Regions from separate parts of the Homo sapiens genome. Here regions 2 and 3 are each linked to region 1. A link is a contact called in ENCODE Hi-C or POLR2A ChIA-PET data. All regions are on one chromosome and are shown on one strand. The core of a region is the stretch at or near the end of the contact, and the rest is flanking DNA. Distances in the headings are between cores, read along the strand shown.

What was found. A loop is a pair of places that touch in the nucleus more often than their neighbours do. ChIA-PET counts read pairs that join two places held with the same protein, here RNA polymerase II (POLR2A). Pooled maps may share reads with other maps.
Region 2: a pooled map shows a loop between it and region 1 (2.6-fold over the local background). The contact joins two enhancer-like sites. A Hi-C loop is called at or near these places in 9 of 168 maps with a recorded cell type or tissue (HL-60/S4, aorta, heart right ventricle and 6 more) and 4 of 50 pooled maps. POLR2A ChIA-PET finds 5 or more read pairs at or near these places in 3 of 52 experiments (AG04450, B cell and activated T-cell).
Region 3: a pooled map shows a loop between it and region 1 (2.3-fold over the local background). The contact joins two enhancer-like sites. A Hi-C loop is called at or near these places in 2 of 168 maps with a recorded cell type or tissue (heart right ventricle and right lobe of liver) and 4 of 50 pooled maps. POLR2A ChIA-PET finds 5 or more read pairs at or near these places in 2 of 52 experiments (AG04450 and activated T-cell).

Annotation. Positions count from the first base shown.
Region 1 is chr9:121,970,876-121,974,209 of GRCh38, forward strand. TTLL11 (tubulin tyrosine ligase like 11) reads right to left here. Exons shown (of 9, transcript NM_001139442.2): 6 at 3,134-3,249. Among named protein-coding and RNA genes, the nearest start is that of TTLL11, 120 kb to the right of the region's middle. Within about 2 kb of position 1,681, at least 11 of the 41 ENCODE cell types and tissues checked have a DNase peak (open chromatin) inside an H3K27ac peak, as active enhancers do.
Region 2 is chr9:121,685,539-121,688,872 of GRCh38, forward strand. The region is part of intron 2 of DAB2IP (DAB2 interacting protein); the gene reads left to right. Among named protein-coding and RNA genes, the nearest start is that of DAB2IP, 36 kb to the left of the region's middle. RefSeq lists an enhancer at 1,629-1,778. Within about 2 kb of position 1,478, at least 6 of the 41 ENCODE cell types and tissues checked have a DNase peak (open chromatin) inside an H3K27ac peak, as active enhancers do.
Region 3 is chr9:121,707,405-121,710,738 of GRCh38, forward strand. All of the region lies in intron 3 of DAB2IP (DAB2 interacting protein), which reads left to right. Among named protein-coding and RNA genes, the nearest start is that of DAB2IP, 57 kb to the left of the region's middle. RefSeq lists an enhancer at 1-3. Within about 2 kb of position 1,872, at least 6 of the 41 ENCODE cell types and tissues checked have a DNase peak (open chromatin) inside an H3K27ac peak, as active enhancers do.

The DNA of each region.
Region 1 (3,334 bases), core at 431-2,930:
TCTACTATAAAGACACATGCACACGTATGTTTATTGCAGCACTAGTCACAATAGCAAAGACTTGGAACCAAAGCAAATGCCCATCAATGATAGACTGGATAAAGAAAATGTGGCCGGCCAGCCGCCCCATCCGGGAGGGAGGTGGGGGGGTCAGCCCCCCGCCCGGTCAGCCGCCCCGTCCGGGAGGGAGGTGGGGGGGTCAGCCCCCCGCCCGGCCAGCCGCCCCGTCCGGGAGGGAGGTGGGGGGGTCAGCCCCCCGCCCGGCCAGCCGCCCCGTCCGGGAGGGAGGTAGGGGGGTCAGCCCCCCGCCCGGCCAGCCGCCCCGTCCCGGAGGGAGGTGGGGGGGTCAGCCCCCCGCCCGGCCAGCCGCCCCGTCCGGGAGGGAGGTGGGGGGGGGGTCAGCCCCCCTGCCCGGCCAGCCGCCCCGTCCAGGAGATGAGGGGCGCCTCTGCCCGGCCGCCCCTACTGGGAAGTGAGGAGCCCCTCTGCCCGGCCAGCCGCCCCGTCCGGGAGGGAGGTGGGGGGGTCAGCCCCCCGCCCGGCCAGCCGCCCCGTCCGGGAGGGAGGTGGGGGGGGTCAGCCCCCCCGCCCGGCCAGCCGCCCCGTCCGGGAGGTGAGGGGCGCCTCTGCCCGGCCGCCCCTACTGGGAAGTGAGGAGCCCCTCTGCCCGGCCACCACCCCGTCTGGGAGGTGTGCCCAACAGCTCATTGAGAACGGGCCAGGATGACAATGGCGGCTTTGTGGAATAGAAAGGTGGGAAAGGTGGGGAAAAGATTGAGAAATCGGATGGTTGCCGTGTCTGTGTAGAAAGAAGTAGACATGGGAGACTTTTCATTTTGTTCTGCACTAAGAAAAATTCCTCTGCCTTGGGAAAAAAAAAAAAAAAGAAAATGTGGCATATATACACCATGGAATACTATGCAGCCATAAAAAAGAATGAGTTCATGTCCTTTGCAGGGACCTGAATGAAGCTGGAAACCGTCATTCTTAGCAAACTAACACAAAAACAGAAAACCAAACACTGCACGTTCCTACTCATAAGTGGGAGTTGAACAATGAGAACACATGAGCACAGGGAGGGGAACATCACACACTGGGGCCTGTCGGTGGGTGGGGACTAGGGGAGGGATAGCATTAGGAGAAATACCTAATGTAGATGACATGTTGATGGGTGCAGCAAATCACCATGGCACGTGTATACCTATGTAACAAACCTATATGTTCTGCACATGTATCCCAGAACTTAAAGTATGAAAAAGAAAAAAAAAAAAAAAGAATGCTGATGTGTCAAAGTCATCCTAAGAAAACTGTACTGCCATGCCATACTGGCATAAAAGGCTACCCAAATCTCCTTACAGTACCATACGATTTCTCAGAACCTAATATCTGCTGCTGAGACCAATAACTATTAGAGAATAGATTTTTGAGGAATGAGTTTTATTGCAGTAATTCTGACCAAATAGCAATTAATCCATTGCTTTTCCCTTGGGATGGCTAAAGAAGGCAGCTGCAGACACATACGTACTGGTGAACACATTATTTGGCTGCCATCGGGTCTGAGCTGCTCAGAGGACAGCTTTGAAGCACTGATCGGTGGAAGAAGCCACACCTGGTGGGATTGGCCCATGCAAACTACAGGTAAACATTCTCAGCCGAGTCTTGCCAACAATGGCAATCTGTGCCTCACACAGTCAAGAACACTCTTGACAAGAACTCAGCCGGGCCGGCGCCATCCAGCCTGACTCAGACTATGACCAATACTTCTTCAGGGTAATATTTCCTGCAGGGCAGTGGCACTCAGCCTTGGCTGCACAGCAGAATCACCTAGGGAACCTAGAAACTTTCTGTGGCCAGGCCTTCCACCCAGGCCAATTAAAATCAGCACCTCTAGAAGTGGAAACTCTAGTATTGGTTTTCTGAAAGCTGCCCAGAGGGTTCTAACGTGCAGCCAAGCGTAAGAAGCACTACCATAGGGTGATATTTGGGCTTGAGCCCAGGTGGTGAGAAGCCTTGGTAGAGGAACCTGCAAACCACCACTTGCTTGGGGAAGTCTGCATTCCTCCCAGTCTTGAACAATTACTGACAAGTGCTTTATTTGTCTGCGCTCATTAGGGTCAATCTGATTCGTCTAGGGATATGAGAAGTGCTATTTGAGATGCCTTTGATTTTTCTTCCTGAAACATTGACACAATGATATGTACTCAACACCTACTTTGTGAGAGCCTGGAATTTGGTAAAAACAAAACAACATACTCAAGTGAAATATTCATTTCTGGGGTGATTTCATGGAGGGAGGGCGAAGCACATATATCCACCAACAGCGCAATGTAATGTACCACTGAGTGGGTGGGGACGAAGCAGAATTACAAGTGTTGTAAATATCATAGAACTGTCATTAAATTGGCCCTGCCAATTTTGAAACTAAAAGTTTATACTGCAAGAGTGTAAACATGAAGAAAATAAAAAGGAAGCAACTCTTACCATGTCCTAGTTACCTATGGCCCTCTTCTCCTGCATTTTATTGTACTTTTCCTGTGCTTGAGGATTTCAAAGAGAAGCACTATGTGTGCAATGGTGGGCAAGTGGGAGGCCTGGCCTTGAGGGAGACAGCTTCTTAGAAGAGATATTCCGTATGGAATTCTGGGTTGAAAATTCTTTTCTTTAAGAATGTTGAATATGGACACAGGAAGGGGAACATCACACACTGGGGCCTGTTGTGGGGTCAGGGGAGGGGGGAAGGACAGCATTAGGAGATATACCTAATGTTAAATGACGAGTTAATGGGTGCAGCACACCAACATGGCACATGTATACATATGTAACAAACCTGCACGTTGTGCACATGTACCCTAAAACTTAAAGTATAATAATAATAAAAAAAAGGAAGAGACATTCCAGATTTGATAACACTCAGAAATTCATCAACGGAAGCCTATTTGTCAGATTACTCCGGATTTGAGTCACTGATTGCTTGGGGGCTGATATTTATAAAACAAAGATATTTTATTAGAATTGTTTAAGATGTAAATCTCACTCACAATGGTAACAGGTTCCAAGAACTTACCTGCTTAGGATACGAAGCCGGGTTAGGAGGCAGAGTTGATAGAAATGAATGACATAAAAAAGTACTTACTGATTCTCTCTTTTCTTCTTAAGTGGGTCCATGAGGCGCAGAGTGTCTCTGATCACAGCCACTTTCACTTCTTCATCAACGAGGCTGGGGACATTTTCAAACACCCCTGGAGAAAGCTTGAACGGGTAAGGATTCTGTGTCACAGTGGAGACCGTGATTCCGTGCCAAGTGGCTATCCAGCTAGCTCCAGGGGTTATACTA
Region 2 (3,334 bases), core at 228-2,727, 290 kb before region 1:
AGAGGCCTGGCCTCAGCAGGTCTCCAGCTGGTGGGTGGTAGGGGCAGGAGCCCAGCTCTCGTCTGCGAGCCTTGCTGCGGTGTGAACGAACTTACTTTCTTCTCTCCTTTTGCCTTTCTTTATTCTTTCTTTCGATAAATTTGCCATCATCACCAACTATGTGTCAGGGCCTATGCCAGTCATTGAGGATACAAAGAGGATGAAAACGTAGTTGCTACCTGCAGAAATACAGAAGGGCCAGCCGGGGCTTGGTGAAGTAATTTCCAGGCAGGTGAAGGGGAAAGGACATTCCAGGCAAAGGCCAGGACATGGGAAACAGCATGAGCAAATGACAGCAGGAACTGAGCGCAGTTTGGGGGCTGAAATGTGAGGAAGTGGCTGGAATGGAAGCGACAAGAGATCCACGGCAGTGAACAGAGCAGATGGGATCTAAGGCCATATTAACAGGAGTATGAGGTCCTCAGCAAGGGAGGTGAGGTGGGCCAGAGTAGGCCAGAGCAGACATGGAGTGCAGCATACTTGACCAGGCTAGGAGAGTCTGGAGCTCCTTCAGTGGGCAGAGACCAAGACTGGGTGGGGATCCAGCATGGGGTTGGGGGGACAAGCAAATTGCTTTTCTCAAGCAGGTTCTCAGGAGCCTGTTCCAACCCCCCCAACATCTGTGCTCAGAATGCCCTTGGGCAGGGGTAGGGGGAAGAGCCCACTTCAAGGATCCCTGGAATCTTCTGCCTCATCCTGGCAAGTGGCAGCTGGCTTGGGCAGTGTGAGTGAGGAGGATGGAAGTGAAGGGAACAAGCCAGCCTCTGTACCCCCTCCTCTTCCTGCCCTGGGGACTTCCAAATACATCAGAAGGCCATCCCTGTAAATTCCATTTCCCCAGCCCTGCACTTAAGCCTGTTGGGCAGCATGGAATCAGATGAACTGGTTCCCGTTAAGGTGTAAAGGCCACCACCCCAGTCCCTGCCAGGTTCAGTAACTGGCGAGTGGAATGCTCTCTGTGGGGGCCTTTCTTCCTCTCTTCACACCCACTCAGGGTCTTGGGGTACAGTGCTGGCCTCTCCCAGGGATAGTCCCCCCAACCCAGGGATGAAGCAGGATTAGAATCTTGGCCACTGCTCCCTTCTGTAGGATGGCTCAGGCAAGTTGCCCCACTCTCTTTCCCTGTCTGTAAATGGGCAGGAACCCCTCCCCACAGAGTGGCTGTGAGGGCTCAGTGCCTGGCACAAGGCAGCATTCCCCACACCTGTTCCCTTTGCTTGTGTGAGGGGTGCACCTCCACCCCACATTTCCTCCAGAGCCCCAGGTAACTGGGCAGACCCCTCCCACTTCCATACCCTTCCGTCACGGCCCCAAAGCAACATCACCCCTGACTGAACTTCTAGGGCTCAGCCCTGGCAGTAGAAGGTGGAGAGGGGCTGGAGGGGTTCCTAGGGGACCAGAGACCAAGTTCTTAGGTGGTGAGTTCAGATGGAGATGGAGGTGTCTGCGCAGGGTGGTTTCCTGCCAGTTGGGGGCAGCAGAGGGTAGCAAGTGGACTTCTGGGTGGCTCCTCCCAGTGAGTGTTGAAGTCCCAGGGGTTTGTGTGTCAGGGGCCACAGGGAGCTGGCCCAACAAGGTGTTAGCTGGCTAAACAAGGTGTAGAACATACTGCTGGGGGCTGGGAGCAGCTCAGATCCGGGAGCACCTGTCAATGGCTGGGCCTGGCATGACTGGCTGTGCCAGCTGGGCCTAGGTTGACCAGAAAGCCAGGGGTTCTGAAAGGGGACCCTGGTCAGGGACACTGGATGGAACAAGGTCTGGGGCTGGGACAGCTGTCCACCAAGAGAAAGGGCACAGGGTGAGGTGGACCAGCATGTGATCTGTCAGGCAGGGCTGCTGCACTGTGGTCACCAGGCTGGGGCCAACAGACACTCAGTCACTGCCACCCTTTGATGGGTTATAGGCACCTGTTCCACCTACCACTGCTTTGAGAGGGGGTAAGGCGGGCATTGTGGGAGAGGCAGGGTGGTGGTCAGAGCTTGCACTCCAAGTCCCACTGGCCTGGGTTCGAATCCCAGCTCTACCACCTCTGCTGTCTGTACGATGGGGGATTTTGAATCCTGTTCTGCATAGTACTCTGAGTCAGGCCCTGTGCTGAGCACTTTCTAAGTATTGTCTCATTTAATCCTTACAACTCGAGGCTCAGATAACACAAATCTCACTCATAGAAGGTGACAAAATCAAGGCAGATGGGGAGTGAAGAGATAGCTGAGGGTGGCTCCTCTCATGGGCCTGGATCTTGAAGTTCTCACAGCGCCTGGACCATAGCATGCAGCCCAGTCTTTGCTAGTCAGTGCTGTTTTTCTCTTCATCTTACGGACGAGGATGTTGAGGCCCAGAGAGGGGAGGTGCATTGTCCTGGGCCACACGGCTTGCAGGGACAGAGCTGAGATTTGGACCCAGGCCTCCCCATCTCTCTGCCTTATCTTGTCCTGCCCCTACTTTGAGCAGGCCTGGCCCTAGGGGTCAGACACCCCTGGGATAGGAGAGAACTGCTCTCCTCTTGTCATCCTGCCCTGTGGCCCTGCAGGTCCTCCCCTTTCCTGGGAGGTGGGGGAGCCTGCATGTCAGGGGCAAGGCTCAGACGCCTTCATTTTCCCACCTCCTCATGCTACAAAAATGAAACGATCAAGTGGTATTTTGGTGGGATTACAGACATAATTATATCTGAGTTGTCAAGCGGCAATTGTTGTTTCCAAAGCCAGGAGGCCCTCTGTGGAGGTGGCAGCAGTGACATCTGTTTCTAACACAAGGCTCTGCATCGGGATGAGTAACTTCTCCTGTGGAATTGCTTAAAGAACGTCTAAAACGAGCTGAGCTTGTTACTCCCCTGCTCCAGCACCTTAGATGGCTCCCAGCAGGGTGGGGGATCCAGCTCCCCGGCCTGGCATTCAAGCCCCCCAGGCTGTCCCAGCTTCCACGCCTTTGTGTGGGCGGATCCTTCTACCCACAATTCCTCCCCATCTCTCTCTGTCTCCAGAGCTCACTAGTGCCATCCAGGGCTCTGTCCAGGTTGCAGAACACCCCATCTGTACACGCTCCCTCACGGACTCTGTGACTTCATGATCCATCACTTCTGTCTCTCCCACCAGACGGTGGTCACCTTCTCAAGGACAGGGACTGTTTCTGATTTGTCTGAACTCCCAGCACTGGGGCAAGGACTCACCTGTGGCAGGCTCATGAGGGGCTTGCGGAATGAAGGTGCACGAGACAGAGAGAGACAGGGAGTAAACGAATTAAATGGAGTAAGCGCAGGGTGAGCAGGGAAGAGGGTGAGCCGTGACCTCTCCACTTC
Region 3 (3,334 bases), core at 622-3,121, 260 kb before region 1:
TGAGTTACTCCTTAGCACAATGAGATCCCACCTCCACTTTTCAGTGGGCAGCCCCCACGGGGGACCAGAGCAGCCCTTCTCCCTACTGTCCCAGTTAACCATCACCTCCTGCCTGTCGCCCTAACTTTTCTGGAACAAGCAGGGCCCTTGTTTTCAGGCTGGGCCTGATTGTAAAAGAGTGCACTGGGGAGAGATAGAGATGGCACCAGGGTAGCATGGGCCCTAATTTGATGCGACGTTGTCATGGGAAGTTTTCATACCAAGGGCAGTGAATTAGTGTAGTGTCTCCCTGTGCCCAATGACTAAGGGGAAGTTAATTTCATGCTCTGCCTTTTTGACATTCATAATCAGAACGTTGTATTGCAGCTGCAGATTGTTAGCAGGTGAAGGATGTGTGAGCCTCAACAATTACTGTTTCTGGCTTGGGAGGAGATTGATTAATAGATTGTTCCCAGCCCCACCCCCTCTGCTTCTTACTCCCGTTTGTGCTTTCTTTCCCTCTTTCCAACTTCACCACATTTCGTCAGGAAACTAAGTGGCTATGACTAAATCCCTACTCTTGTACTAGAAACCCAGGGCAGAGGAGGACCTGTATGAGGAGGAATTGCCTAGGACACCTGATAAAATGCAGATTCTTGGACTCCACCCCAGACCTTCTGAATTATACCCTCTGGGTGGGGTGGTCTTGCTTCCCCAAAGTTTGCTCCTTTTGCAGAGGGGCAGGCATTGTGCCCCAGCTGTGTGCTAGTGACTTGCCTAAGCACTTCCTGTGCTGTATTCTTACTGATTTCTCATAGCAAGAGGGCTTTTTGTTTCCCATTTCACAGGTGTAGAAACTGAAACCCGATGTGTGAGTGGCCCAAAGTCACACACTGGAGGAAACCCAGTAACCAGGCAAGTCCATTCCCTGGTTGATGTCAAGATCCCACCAGTAGCATGTCATGTCCTTTCTCATTAAGGCTGTGATGCCTTTTGAAATAAACCCTCTCCCTCCTCAGAGAAGTAGCAGTAGCCCCCTTCTGTGCTTGCACTAGGCTCCCATTGTGAAAAGCTCCTGCACACCAGTGCCCTGGGTCTCCTGAGGGTGCTTGGAACAGTCAGGGCATTCATGACTGATCTGCATTTTGCAGCTGTGGTGGGTGACGCTCAGAGAGGTGAAGGGGCAGAGGCAAGGGGAGCTGGAACTTGTCTCCTAACTCCAGGTCCAGTGCTCAGCCCACCTGTGCCACCAAGGCCTGCTCTTCTCACTGACTTCCTGGTTGCAGGTGGGGAAACTGAGGTTCAGGGAAGTGTACCCATTTACTTAGGATTGAGCGAGCAGCAGTAATGCAATTCAAGGTCCGCCAAGTCAAATTCCACAGGACAGGACTAGTCAGCATTTTAGGAGTGGATCTTGTACCCTTGGCTCCCGCCTGAGAATGGAAGTCTTCCAGACCCCTTGGAAGGTCTCGGCTCAGGGAAGAGAATGACTGTCTTTGGAGAGACTAGGCCAGGTGGGGTGGGCTGCACTCCCAACTAAGGAGGCCAGGCACCTGCTAGGGTAGTGGGAGGTGATGGGGGATCTGCGCCTGTGAGGTGGGCAGCTGGAATCTGAACCTAGGGCTGCCTTACTCTAAAACCCCGTCCCCCACACCGCCAGTTGCCATGGAGGTTAATAGCAGGCGTTCCTGAGTCAGTCTCCCAGAGCTGGTCCAAGGCCCAGCTCCACCAACTGCTTCCCTCTGAGCTTGAGATTCTCTATTTCAGTAAAGCAAAAACAAAAACAGAAACTAGTGTCTCGGGGCCCAGGATTCCTGGCACAGGGCTGGCCCAGTCTTTCCTGGGCTTTGGTTTACTGCATTCAGGTCATGAAGCCCCTGGAGCTGCTGGAGAATGGAGCCATCGTAGCGGGGCGGGGGACGGAGATGCCTTTCATCCTGCTCTGTTCATGGCAAGCTGCTTCTGATGCTGTGATAGCCCCACCCACTGCCCCACCCACTGCCCGTGAGTGGCCACTCAGGATGGGCCAGGCTCTGTGCCTGGTGCTTTCTCGTGCATTTGCTCAGCTCATTCTTACTATAGCCCTTTGAAGGATACGTGCTATTACTGTCCCCATTTTACAGAGAAGAAAATTGAGTCACAGAGAGACTGAGCAGCTTGTTGAAGTCCTACAGCTCATAAGTGGCAGAGCTGGGTTTCAAACCCAGGCGGTTGGCTTTATTATGTAAGGCCCCCTGTCAAGCACCGTTCTACATAGCCTGTGCTCATGTGCTCTGTTTCACATTACATGTTCTGTCAGTGATCACACTGATAAACCACCTGGTCACTTAAGAAGCACCCGTGTGGCAGGCATTATGCATGGTATGTGCATCATCTCTGATTTTCTTGACTACCCTCATTTTATCCTTCCCCCATTTTACAGGTGAGGAAACTGGCCTTAGAGTATAAAATCACATAGCCAGGATTAGCCTCAGGTTACCTTTAGAATCTAGATCTCTTTGTATCCACAGCCAGGGCCCTCTCTAGTATATTAGCTGACATGGCTGGGCACATCCTATGCGCCAGGCCCTGCTCTCTACACTTCACTGAGCTGAACTCACTTCACCCTCACAGCAGCCCGTGAGATATATACTGTTGCAGTCCCTGGTTCACAGCCAAGGAAGCGTGAGTTGCATGGCCAGAAATGGCAGAGCTGGGATTAAACCCAAGCCGTCTGGCTCCCACATCAGTGTTTTTAACCACCCCACAGTACTGCCCTCTCCCTATCTTACAGGTGAGGAATTTGAGGTTCCAAGAGGTAAAAGTCACTTGCCCTGAGTCGGACAGCAGGTGAGTGGCATAGACAGGATTTGCATCCAGGTCTTTCTAGAATGTTTTTCTGTCTCCCAGGTGAGAGAATGTGGCTGCTGCCAGGCGGTTTGGAAGTATGTCCCAAGGGCACCCGGGGCTCTGCTGGGGGCTGCTGTGGGTGCCCAAGTCCTGAGGTGGTAGGGGTGGCAGTGGAGGCAGGCCTTAAGAAAGAGTCATCAGGATGTGAGGGCAGGCTCGGCTCAGTGACTGCCCCTCCTATTTGCAACTTATCACTTATTCTCAAGCGTCTTTTTCTGTGGCTCCCCCAGGGTTCTGGGCTCCCACACCTCTTTTCACCTGGGCAGAGCTGATGAGCTGTGGCTGCGTTTGGATCTGTTGACTTATAATGCTGGGTGAGGTGGGGCAGGTACAAGAAGGGGTCGTGGCTAGGCTAAGTGGCCTTCCATAGCACTTCCCTTCCTCCAAGGTCAGAAGAACATAGAGGTGACTTCCATCACTACCCAGGAGGGTGAAGGCAAACAGGGTGATGATGATGGTGGCCAGG